2 separate regions of the Homo sapiens genome follow, and region 2 is linked to region 1. The links are chromatin loops, found by intact Hi-C in ENCODE. Cell type or tissue: prostate gland. All regions are shown on one strand. Links, peaks and the distances in the headings refer to the core of each region. The heading gives the core; the rest is flanking DNA. Region 1 has its middle 37 kb from the start of LINC00702. Region 2 overlaps LOC107984195 (a long non-coding RNA gene).

What was found. A loop is a pair of places that touch in the nucleus more often than their neighbours do. Peaks named below come from ENCODE experiments on the same cell type or tissue, not always from the same donor. Only the 100,000 strongest peaks of a DNase experiment are listed, where the experiment ranks them.
Region 2: a loop joins it to region 1, with 3 times the contacts of the local background. A loop is called at or near these places in 2 of 110 quality-filtered maps.

Annotation. Positions count from the first base shown.
Region 1 is chr10:4,277,931-4,283,309 of GRCh38, forward strand. No RefSeq gene overlaps it. Among named protein-coding and RNA genes, the nearest start is that of LINC00702, 37 kb to the left of the region's middle. In prostate gland, for the core only: no CTCF peak of the experiment used is centred there; DNase peaks (open chromatin) are centred at 2,831 and 3,181; H3K27ac peaks cover 1,171 bases.
Region 2 is chr10:4,058,765-4,064,143 of GRCh38, forward strand. The region is part of intron 4 of LOC107984195 (a long non-coding RNA gene); the gene reads left to right. Among named protein-coding and RNA genes, the nearest start is that of MIR6078, 70 kb to the left of the region's middle. In prostate gland, for the core only: no CTCF peak of the experiment used is centred there; DNase peaks (open chromatin) are centred at 1,221 and 2,797; H3K27ac peaks cover 2,635 bases.

The DNA.
Region 1 (5,379 bases), core at 265-5,264:
TGTTCTTCTTCAGTTGTTGTAAGAAATAGGCTTATTAAAAAAGAGATTACTGAAAATAAACATATCTTTATATTCTATGAGCATGTGTTTAATAGATTCTTTTCTTCATTACTAAGAACAACTAAGAGATTATAAAAGGAATCAAAAGCCCCAGAAAGACTGGAAAAGAGAAATGCAAGACAGTTAACTTGTAACAAACTGCCTTTTAATGAGGCAATTCTGCAAATACTTTAATAATAATAATAATGGCAATAATAGTTATTTGGATTTTCAGTCTGTTGTTTCTTTCTATCAAGGGTATAAAGCATTTCGACATAATGAGATAATATTCATGACAAGGGAGTAGTCATAGCCGTAAATGTCCACAGCACTTAAACACTGATGAGGAGCTTTGACATCTCATGACTGGCAAAACCCTTTCTTCTAAGTGCTTCTCAAGGCAGCCGCGCTATCAGGCACAGCTGGGAAATGGGGGTGGCAAGGATCCTGAGAAAAGCAGTGGGATTTTTCACTGGGGATAAGCCATTGTGGTAGCTGGCTATGAGGCTGGGGAGCTCTTACTATAATCCACTCTTTAATGCACAAAATCTAAAAGTTTACTGACCAGCTGTTCAATGAGACAGGGTGGGTGTTCTGAAATACTCAGTGTTTCATGGCTCTGTGTATCTCTTGCCATACTCAGAGGTTCTCAGATGAGTTTCAGAGGCCTTCCTCTCATCTGTTTGTGGCTCCATTGAGCAACTCACTGGTCTCTCCAGTACATCTATCCTCCAAATTCTATCTCTAGTGATATTTCTAAAACACAAATTGGATCTTTCATGAGTTAACAATCATCAGTGGCTTTCATTTGCTTTCAGGGTGAAGCTCAATGCCCTACACGATTCTGCTCCTACCCAGCTTTCTAGATAGTGGTGTTGAGGGCCCGGTTCTGGGGCCAGGAGGATTTGGGTTCAGCTGTACTAACAGTGCTGGAACCTTGAGGATCTTTACATCTTTATGCCTCAATGTTGTCACTTAAAAAAATGAGATAAAATAAATCCTACTTTGTTGATTTGCTCTGAGAATTAAAAGAGAAATCAGAGGCTTAAGGGTCTGGGCTATTAACTTAAAATGTGTGATTTAGATTGGCCTCCAGAAGAGTTTCAGGGAAACCTGCTATAACTGGTGCTAAGACAATCTGTCTTCATAGAGTGTTGAGCTGATGGATGGGGCTGGAGGCACTCATCTCCTGGACGTAGACCTGAAACATCGAGGCTTAGATTCCGGCCCCAGTCATGGCAGAAAGGAGGCCAGGATTCCCTCAGAAGATGCACTCTGGGGATTAGGGTAGGATATTGAGGTTCTGTTACGACCCACTGCTGGAATAGCAGTTCCTGAGTATTTAAGAGGAAAAGCTGGTTTTTCCCCATCATTCATCCTGAGTGCCCAGGACCATGGCGCCAGGACACCTGCTGTCCTGAGGATAAAGCAGAACCACACTCCGTGAACCTCCCCTAATAAGCACCGTTCTGGAAGGTCGTGTGGGAGTGAAGGGAAAAACTTCCCCTTAACCCTCTGAGCGTTCACTGAAAAATCACAGACAACAGGGTGCATTCACAGGAGAAAAGGCACACAAACTTATTTGATCACAGTTGTATGTGATACGAGAGCTTTAAGAATGAAGTCCCCAAGATACAGGGGGGATAGACTATTTTTATGTTTAGGTTCAACAAACTACGAATGTGAGAGAAAGCTAACATAGCCAACTTCATGTTGCTTCTAACTTCACAAGCTAACTGCCAGTGCTCATTCCTTTATGCAGGCCAAGCTAAGTATGGGAGGAATTTAGTTTACAGTTAAACTTTCAGGCAAGGATAATAGTAGTCCCTTGCCAAAATTAACTCGAGGACATAAACAGGGTGTACACACAAGTGGCAATGTTTGGTTGACAATGTATAGGAGCACTGTGACCTGGCCAAGGACAAAGAGGTTTTGCAACCTCCTCAAACTCCTGCTGATGTCCAGATGTCTGTGTCAGCAGTCACCTCCTGACCTAAATCCACTTCTTGTTCCCCTTCCCCAGTAGAAAAACAAGCTTGAGATTCAGGCCTTTTAAGATGGTTCTTCTTTAGGACATTAGTGTGCAATCTTCTCAGTTTGCTGACTTTCCAAAATCATGTCAGTTTCCTTGCCTCAACTCCTTGTTTCTTTAACATATTGCCTGTTCATGTGCTGAGTAGTACGAGCTTTGGACTCAGTGTCACGGACAGCCATGTAGAAATATAATTGAAAAAAGGGGCCTGATCTAATGCTGATGGATGCAGTAGAGAAACCCAGTGAGCCCTGTCTATCTAGGTCATTCACGGACTCTCTGAGCATGCATTTCTTTCTCCTGGGTGTGGGGCAGGAGTCTCTCTGGAAATGGGGTTCTCATGACCTATAATCAAACAGGGTAGGTCAGACAATTTCTTTATGGTCAGGTTTTACACAGAAATGCAGGGAGTAGGGGGTGGGAGTTAGAATAATATTTTAAGGTTTTATGGCTGGCTTTGGGGAAAAGGGATTCTAGTTTCCATGACTCACCTTGAGGAAAGGGATTCTAGTGTCTGTGGCCAGCCTCTGGGGAGAATGGGGCTGAGAGACAGGGGGGCCGGAGGTCAGAGGAAAAATGTTTGCTTCTGAGGCCTTCATTTTGGGGTATTATTTTCTAAGTCCCAACAGTCTGGTGTGTATTCTGTCAATATTCACCCTCCTTTGCTTGTGACGCTGGCATGCAATAGTACTAAGTAAATAGTCCCATATTTTAAAACAATAACACATTTGATTGCATGACTCATCCTAAATTGGATTGCAGATTCCAGCTCTATTTCCTGACCTGAAACTCTGGCCTTTGCATGTGCTCCTTCTGACGGGACACCCTGTCTTCACCCATTAACCCATCTCACTCCAGTGGCCCTCCAGGACCCAGGAGGATGAGGAACAACTCCCTCCCAACACCTGCGCCCCCACCCAGACTGACCACGAAGCCCCAACACTTGGCTCTGCTGTGGTGCTCACCCCCGTCTATGCCCATGGATATTGTAGGGGAGGAAAAGACTCATTTTCTCTCCACCCTCCTCGCTTGGGCCCTGTAAATGAGACTGACAGAAGAGAGATTAACAAGATTAGCAAGGGTAAAGCAAACAAGTTTATTGGCCAGTGCATCCTGCATGCATGCAGGTTAACTCAGGAATGAGGAACTCTGAGGGGTGGTTAGAACTTGGGCTTCTGGAGCATCTTAGACACAGACCAATAGGCTTTTCAGAAAAAGTGACAAGACAAAGGAAAAGGGCTTTGAGATTCAGGGGAGGGAAATTGCATATATGTAAATATTTAAGCAAGTCGATGGAAGACAAGGGCTAGTGAGTAAGGTTTGTTGGGTAGATTCCTGTGGCTCCTCCCAGCTGATAAAGGTCTAGAATAATCTCAGGTAACTGACTCCTTAACCTCCTGGTTTGGAGGACGGGAGTCACCTTTACAAACGCAAGTCCTGCCTTAGCAAATATCAGGAAGGCAGAGGGCTTTTCTAGTGTCTGTTTCTTCTTAAGCATCTTCAGCTCAAAATAACCCTTCTGTCAAAGCAGCACATTTGGGCGGTGAGTCCTGCTGGCTGCCACTCTCCTTGGCTCTTCCCCCCATCTCACTGTGCACTCCTCCTGCTCAGGAGGGTTCCGCCTCTCAGGGGCTCCACTCATCACTGGGGAATTCAAGGACAGGAGCACTTCCTACCACAATTGGTCCTTCTTTTGTCTTTAACTTCACTTCCGCTCCTGGGCTTTTCCTATCCTTCAGTTTGCCTCCTCTGTTTTCTTTGAAATTGTTCTCTTTCTTCTCTTCCCTTTAGCTGTAGTTTTCCCTTAGGATTCCTTCCCTGCCTGTCTTCTCTTCTATTTCTACCAAGTGATTGCTTCCCCTCCCGTGTTTTTAACTCTACCGGGAATCTACCTCTTTCTTGAGCTTTGGAGCAGTGAATCCTACCAGAGATAGTCCTAGCATCCAAGCAGAGCTCACTGTCATTCCAAAGTCCCACAGAGCGCTCCTCCTCCTTTAAGAGGAAGCCCAGGACCCCCAAGTCCACATTCCATTGTTGGTTTGCATTCCTCCCCCTGCCTCTTTCCATCCTTCCCAATAATATTCACATTTCCCTTAATTCTGACTCCGTGTTTTCATCAACTGCCTTTCTGTTCTCCGGCCTTACTATGTCTGTTCGGCTTCTCCTCATAGGTGATCCGACTCACCTCGACACTCACAGGTTGGCTCTTCCTGTCTAAAATGTTACCCTGTTTTGATTTATTGCTCTGTTAGGTTTATTATTTCTGCAAGCAGTGTGTTCTTTTTTAAATGTACATTTTATGTTTTTATTCCCTTACTTAACACCCTGCCCTGCCTCCCACAGTCCTGATGGTGAAACCTCCCTATGTCAGGGCGTCAGGCGTTGGGCTGACCCTGACCCTTCTGCCATCTCCCTTAAGCTCTACCCTTGGTCTAGACCAAATGAACGTCATAGCATCTCCCCCACTTTCCTGGCCCTAAGTTGCAAATTTATCCTGTAGGAATGCATGTCCTCCTTCCTTAGGGAACACTCTTCCTTCAGAAATATTATTTCCAGTTTTAACTGGATCTTCAGGATGCGGCAGGTGTTAACTTTTGCAGAGGCAGAACCCGTGACCACATCTGGCTCAGGGATCTGGGGACCCAATGTGCCTGCAAGCAGAGACAACAGGCCAGCAGCCTGAGGAGAAACAGGCAACAGTGGCTCTTTATGGCTGCACCTTGTTTTAGGGGTCTTTTTCTATCATGGGTAAGTGCACAGGCCAGCGAGCAGTGGGCACGATCAACAAGATTTTCAAGATGCAAGTGTATGAGGCAATGGATGCCCCATTTACCCTGATGTGAATGTTCCACCTTGCATGCCTGTATCAAAACTCTGGTGTGGCTATTCTACATTGCATGCCTATATCAAAACACCTTGTTTATCCCATAAATGTATACACCTTCTATGTACCCACAAAAATTAAAAATTAAAAAAAATAAAAGATCCATCATCTCAAACAAACACACAACAACAAAAAAGGCAACTGCAGCTCCTTGAGGGCCAAAGGCGGGGCCCTTCTGCTCGAGGGACCCAATTTCCCTTGATAAAGCGCACACACTTTGTAATAATAGAAGACAGCATTCACCATGTATCACAATGATGCTGTCCAGTGGCTTTCAGTTTTCTATGGCAAATCTACAATTTTTTTTATTAGTGTCTAGAGAAGCAAGTAAATATTAACTACTATTTTAACATTATTGGATGCACTAGACCTCATGGAAGCACCAAAGATTTCACGTTAGATGTAGACTTTAGTATAAAGAATA
Region 2 (5,379 bases), core at 285-5,284, 220 kb before region 1:
CAGATTGTTTCTAAGTATCCCTGAAAAACATCAGGCACACACAGAACCACTACCTTACCCTTGGGGTTTGTCAACTCACAGACCTACTGCTTTACACAAAGAAGGTGGTTAAACATGCATTTCTTTTAAAGGCATATTTGGTCCCTCTAAAACAGCGCAATAAAATTGCACAATCTAAAGGAAGGAACAGTTTGTTTTGCCCTTTTTATTGCCAGTTAAATGCCAGTAGACTCTTAAAGTAACAGCAACCCGTGTAAAGGGGAAAAAAAAAAGCAAATAAAATTTTTATGAGTTAAAAATAAACCTAATGCTCTTTCCTCTTCCATAGTTTTACAAAACTTTCTATACCTTTTGGCAGAAGGAACTACATATAATATATAATATTTTTGCTCTGCAAATACCAGCAAGGCATCATATAAAATTATAGCTGTAGGAATGGAGATGCTGTAAAACCAAACAGGGAAAAAGAACATTTTCATACAGAGTAACACAGTTGATGTTATTTTCACTCTAACAAAGCAAAATTTATTGTAAGAGTAAAAGAAGCTGGGTGTGGTGGCTAACGCCTATAATCCCAGCACCTTGGGAGGCCGAGGTGGGCAGATCACTCAAGGTCAGGAGTTCAAGACCAGCCTGGGCAACATGGTGAAGCCCTGTCTCTACTAAAAACACAAAAATTAGCCAGGTGTGGTGGCTCATGCCTGTAATCCCAGTTACTCAGGAGACTGAGGCAGGTGAATTTCTTGAACCCAGGAAGCAGAAGTTGCAGTGAGCCAAGATCGTGCCACTGTACTCCAGGCTGGGCCACAGAGCAAGACTCTGTGTTTAAAAAAAAAAAAAAAAAGAAAGAAAGTGGCGTTGGCTGTATGCTTTATTTTGCTTGTATAAAACCTCTTAAAAATAGCATTCATTATAGGTGGCTCTTATTTTTAAACAGAGCAGTTGCTTCTTCTGTTCTGTGTCTGATTTAACACCTGAACGCCTTGTGACCCTTTTCAAGCATTTTAGCTGTAATGGTGCATCGGAGCCATCTGGAAGCCCAAGGGATTCTGATCCAATTGGCCTGAGGTGCCTCCGGGGTCTTTTCTTCCAGGAGTTTTCAAAGCTCCCCAGGTGACTGACGGGTAGCCAAAGTTGAGAACCACAAGTTAGATGACATCTAACCACAGCTTAGATGAGCAGGGATGCACAAAGTCAGTGGTAATGTGGAACGTCCGCCAAGAGGAAGCTACACCTCAGTCGTTAATGTCTAGTCTCCTTCCTGTTGCCCTGAGTTTAACTAGCTGTGATGCTACTCTTGACCACCTGGCCCAGGGCACCACCCTCCTTCCACCAACCCTAAATTTCACCTGAAGGGACCAGAGTAACGACGGTTTGGGAGTGGCGAGACAGGAACAGGGGAAAGGGACTCTTTTGATTTCCATTTTTTTCCCATCTTAAATGCTGACATATGCTCCAGAAAGTTTGTGTTGGTCTCCAAACACCAGCCAGAAGGGTTGCTTTAGCGTCGATGGCCTTGAGTTTCTGTTTGTTTCATTTTGTGTGTCCAGCATATCTTCTTTCGTGCATCAACAATTGTGTATAGCTTGCCTTAGGCTGAGCAGCAGGAGTGACAGACTTTTTTGGGGGGTGGGGGGCGTGCATCGGGGAAGAAGGGGAACCAAGAAGATGGGAAGGAGCCTGCAGAGGGTGTTTGGCTGGCATCACTTAGGCTAACCTTACCCAGGGCCAAAGATGTGGCACAGGCTGGCACAGAGTTGGAAGCTGATGCATGTTCATTATTTACCCTCAGCTAATGTCCAGTGCAGCTGCTGACATCTAGCACAGCTCGGCAAATCAAGCTGGCCAGAGATGGAAAATATTCTTACCCAAAACTTGATGGAATGCTAAGGGTGTCCCGGCATATTATCTGGAAAAATGTCATGGAAGGACTAGAAATTAAGCTGGATAAGGAAGACCTGATCCCTCCAGCTTAGAAACCTTACCTATTCAAAATAAGAGCTGCTGTTTCCTGTTGGATTCATAGACTATAATAATAATTTGTAATAATTTAGTTATAGTAATAGTTTCTTGTTACTATAATAATTATTTGTGAGAATTTGCTGGTAAACAGTAATTTTGTATTAGATAGTAATAATTAATTTATATTATGGTAAATCTAGAAATTACTAAATTTTATAAATAATTAATAAAAACTGAACCCCAAATTAGAACAGTGATGACAAAAGTAATAACGATAATCACAACAGTGTATATATAATATATATATATTTCCACATATAACTATATGGAGTTATCTTTATTATTCAGTTGCTCATGTATTTATCTGACTGTTTATTAATTACCTGGCTTCTAGGTGTTAAGCACTTTGTTATATGTTAAGTATACAACAATAAAGAAACAGATAGGGTCTCCATCCTCAGTAATTTGGTAGACTAGTGAGAGACAGGCATTAAACAATTAAAAATTCAAGGGTATATATTATGGCAAAAATGTGTTAAGGAAAAGAACTGGGACATGAGATAATTTATCCAAATTCCTACTTGGGTTCCAGTGATCTGAGGATACCCTTTAAGACCTTTAAGAAAATGACATTTAAACAGAATCCTGATTGATGGGCAAGAATCATTTTGGTTAAGAAATGGAAGGAGTTCATTTTATGCAGGAAGGGGAATGTGCAATGAGGTAAAAATACTTCCTGAAGAAGGAGCACTCACACATGCAGGCATGTGCAGGCACACCCACAACACGCCCTCACACATGACAGTCCAGCACGCAGTGTGCATAGACAGTCACGCTGGTGTCTGGCCCCCTCCCAGAATCTATGAAGATAGGACAAACTAACTGGGTGCCAAGGACCACAATTTTCAAAAACAAGAGCAGGGAAGTGCTGAGCGTCTGGGCAAATAAGTCTAGACTCTGATCTTGAAGATATGAATTCATTTCAGAACATTTGCTTGGACTATCTCCTTGTGCTTGCATAATCTTGCCTACACCACGATGTGCTAAGTTTAGACGTTCCTCCAGTCTTCCAGCAGGCAGTATGGCAGAGAGGGAGGGAACGGGCTCAGCCCAGGGCTCCCCAGTTCTGCTACCACCAGGGAGAGGGAGGGGTATTGTTCTTACTGCAGAAAGTGCCAAGACTTGAACCAAATGTTTATATTGTGTTTTTGAATTTCTGCTTGGGGAAGAGACAGCCTACCAATGACTTCAAGAAAATATGTTGGCTCTTTTTCTGCAAATAGCCTTTCTGGTTTTTATGGCAAATAGAAGAAATGTCTCTCTTTAGTCATTGAGCCACTTTGTTGTGATTTTTTTTCTAAAGTATGTTGAAAGTCATGTGGATATTCTTCTAGGTGTTGTGAGCTGTGCTATTTTCCAGCAATGTGGAGCTCCTCTCATTCCAAGAACAGGGCGATAATCTGTTATTGGAAGATGAATAATGTAGTTTCTTGACCAGGAGAAGGGGAGCAAGATGTTACTGAAGCAGTTTACAGTTGAGCCAAACTGCATGTTCCCTGAGTCACTTCATTCACGTTGTTTTATTTTGATTGATGGTGTATGAATTTTTTTTAACAGCTTTGACCTTTGTCCAAATGCTTCTAACTGATCCTCATCTTGAATCTACAGTGAGGCCATCAGCTGTGTCTCCCCTCCCTGTCCCTTCTCCTTCCTGTCATTCCACAAGCCCTTCCTGCTGAATCTAGCCCTAAATCCGGTTTTGTATTTTTATCCATGGCAGACCTTAGATTATTTCTGGTTGGGATTATTGGGATTATTTCTAAATATGCTGGAATTTCTGCTTTTGTTGTGTCCATCCCAGCGTTGATTTAGATTTTCCTCATTTTAGCATCAGAACGGACACGATTGCTAAGAATTCCTTCAGATCTGCCCATGGCGTGGAGCCACTTCTTCACCGTTCCAGAGCCTAAACCCTGCGAATCATGGGTGGCTGGCTGGCAGATGCTTCTCTTGAGAGTTGATAGTGTCCTTGGGCCAACACTCAACCAAGGAGCCCTGCGGTGAGATCACCTGTCACTCTAAGGAGAGAAACTGATTCCTACAGAACAGAGCTGGGCTGCAGTGGCCTCAGGGCAATAATGTCACAGGCCTTTGAACGCATTCAACAAAACTCCCAGTCTCTGGTTAACAAGCGAATGCGCCTGAAAGAATGGGACAGATAATGACAGGTGAATGCCCCCTGACCTGTGTGGCCAATGGCCCAGCAGGACTGGCATTACTCCAAAATTGTCAGAAATCCAGGCTCTCAGGCCCCGCCCCACCACCCAAACCAGAAACCATGTGGACAAGATCTCCAGGTGATTCAAATGCACAATAGGCCTGCATGAGTAATGCATATCAAGAAATCTTCGCTTCCCTTAACTACCTAGCGGGACACCAAGGGAACCTCCTAGAAGAAGTCTTGGATGGGATGGGGCTGGATGCCACCCCCTCAAAGGAGCACAGACCTGCTGGCCCCCCTTCCCTCCCTCTGCAGGCCAAGCTCATGAGCTGTGGGGAGTGGGAGCAGGGGGTCCCTCCCACATCCTCAGGAAGAAGCCACCATGTCATTGGGAGCCTGTGTTACACATCAGTGTGTGAGGGAAGAATCTGGAAACAACTGACTAAGAGGATGGCATGATCTCAGCTCACTACAACCTCTGCTTCCTGGGTTCGAGCGATTCTCCTGCCACAGCCTCCCGAGTAGCTGGGATTACAGGCGTGTACCAACACACCCGGCTAATTTTTTGCATTTTTAGTAGAGATGGAGTTTCACTCTATTGGCCAGGCTGGTCACAAACTCCTCAACTCAAGTGATCCACCCACCTTGGCCTCCCAAAATGCTGGGATTACAGGCGTGAGCCACCACTCCCGGCCAGGTAGTGACAGTTTTTAGAGGCTCTGGGTGCTTGGCCCTTGCCTTAAACCGAATGCTTTAAAAGGCCTTTGATCTCTGTCAATAAAATTGCAAGTGTGTACACACATTTGACTTAACAATCATAATAATAAAACCTAATGAACAGTCAAGACATTTTTTAAAAAGACATTTTGCTTGAAAGGCTTCTCATCTATCATAGAACAACAGTGGCTTAGAGCTGGGGAATCATGTCTGTTTCTGTCCCCGAGCGAGTGCCTGCCATATCACATGAGAAGGCATATCCGTCACTCAGGGGGTCTCCTGCCTCCTGCTGCCCTCAGCTGTTTTGATCTATTCTGGTCATCTAGGGACTTGGCTGAAACTAGAAGGCAGACACAGTCTGAGAATTATTTTATTCCTTTATCATCTCCCTGGGCAATCTTTACTTTTAGGTTAAGAAATAGCATGTTCTTTTCCTTAAAGTTTTAAAATTCCATTTTCTTTTCATTTTATTGGAAAGA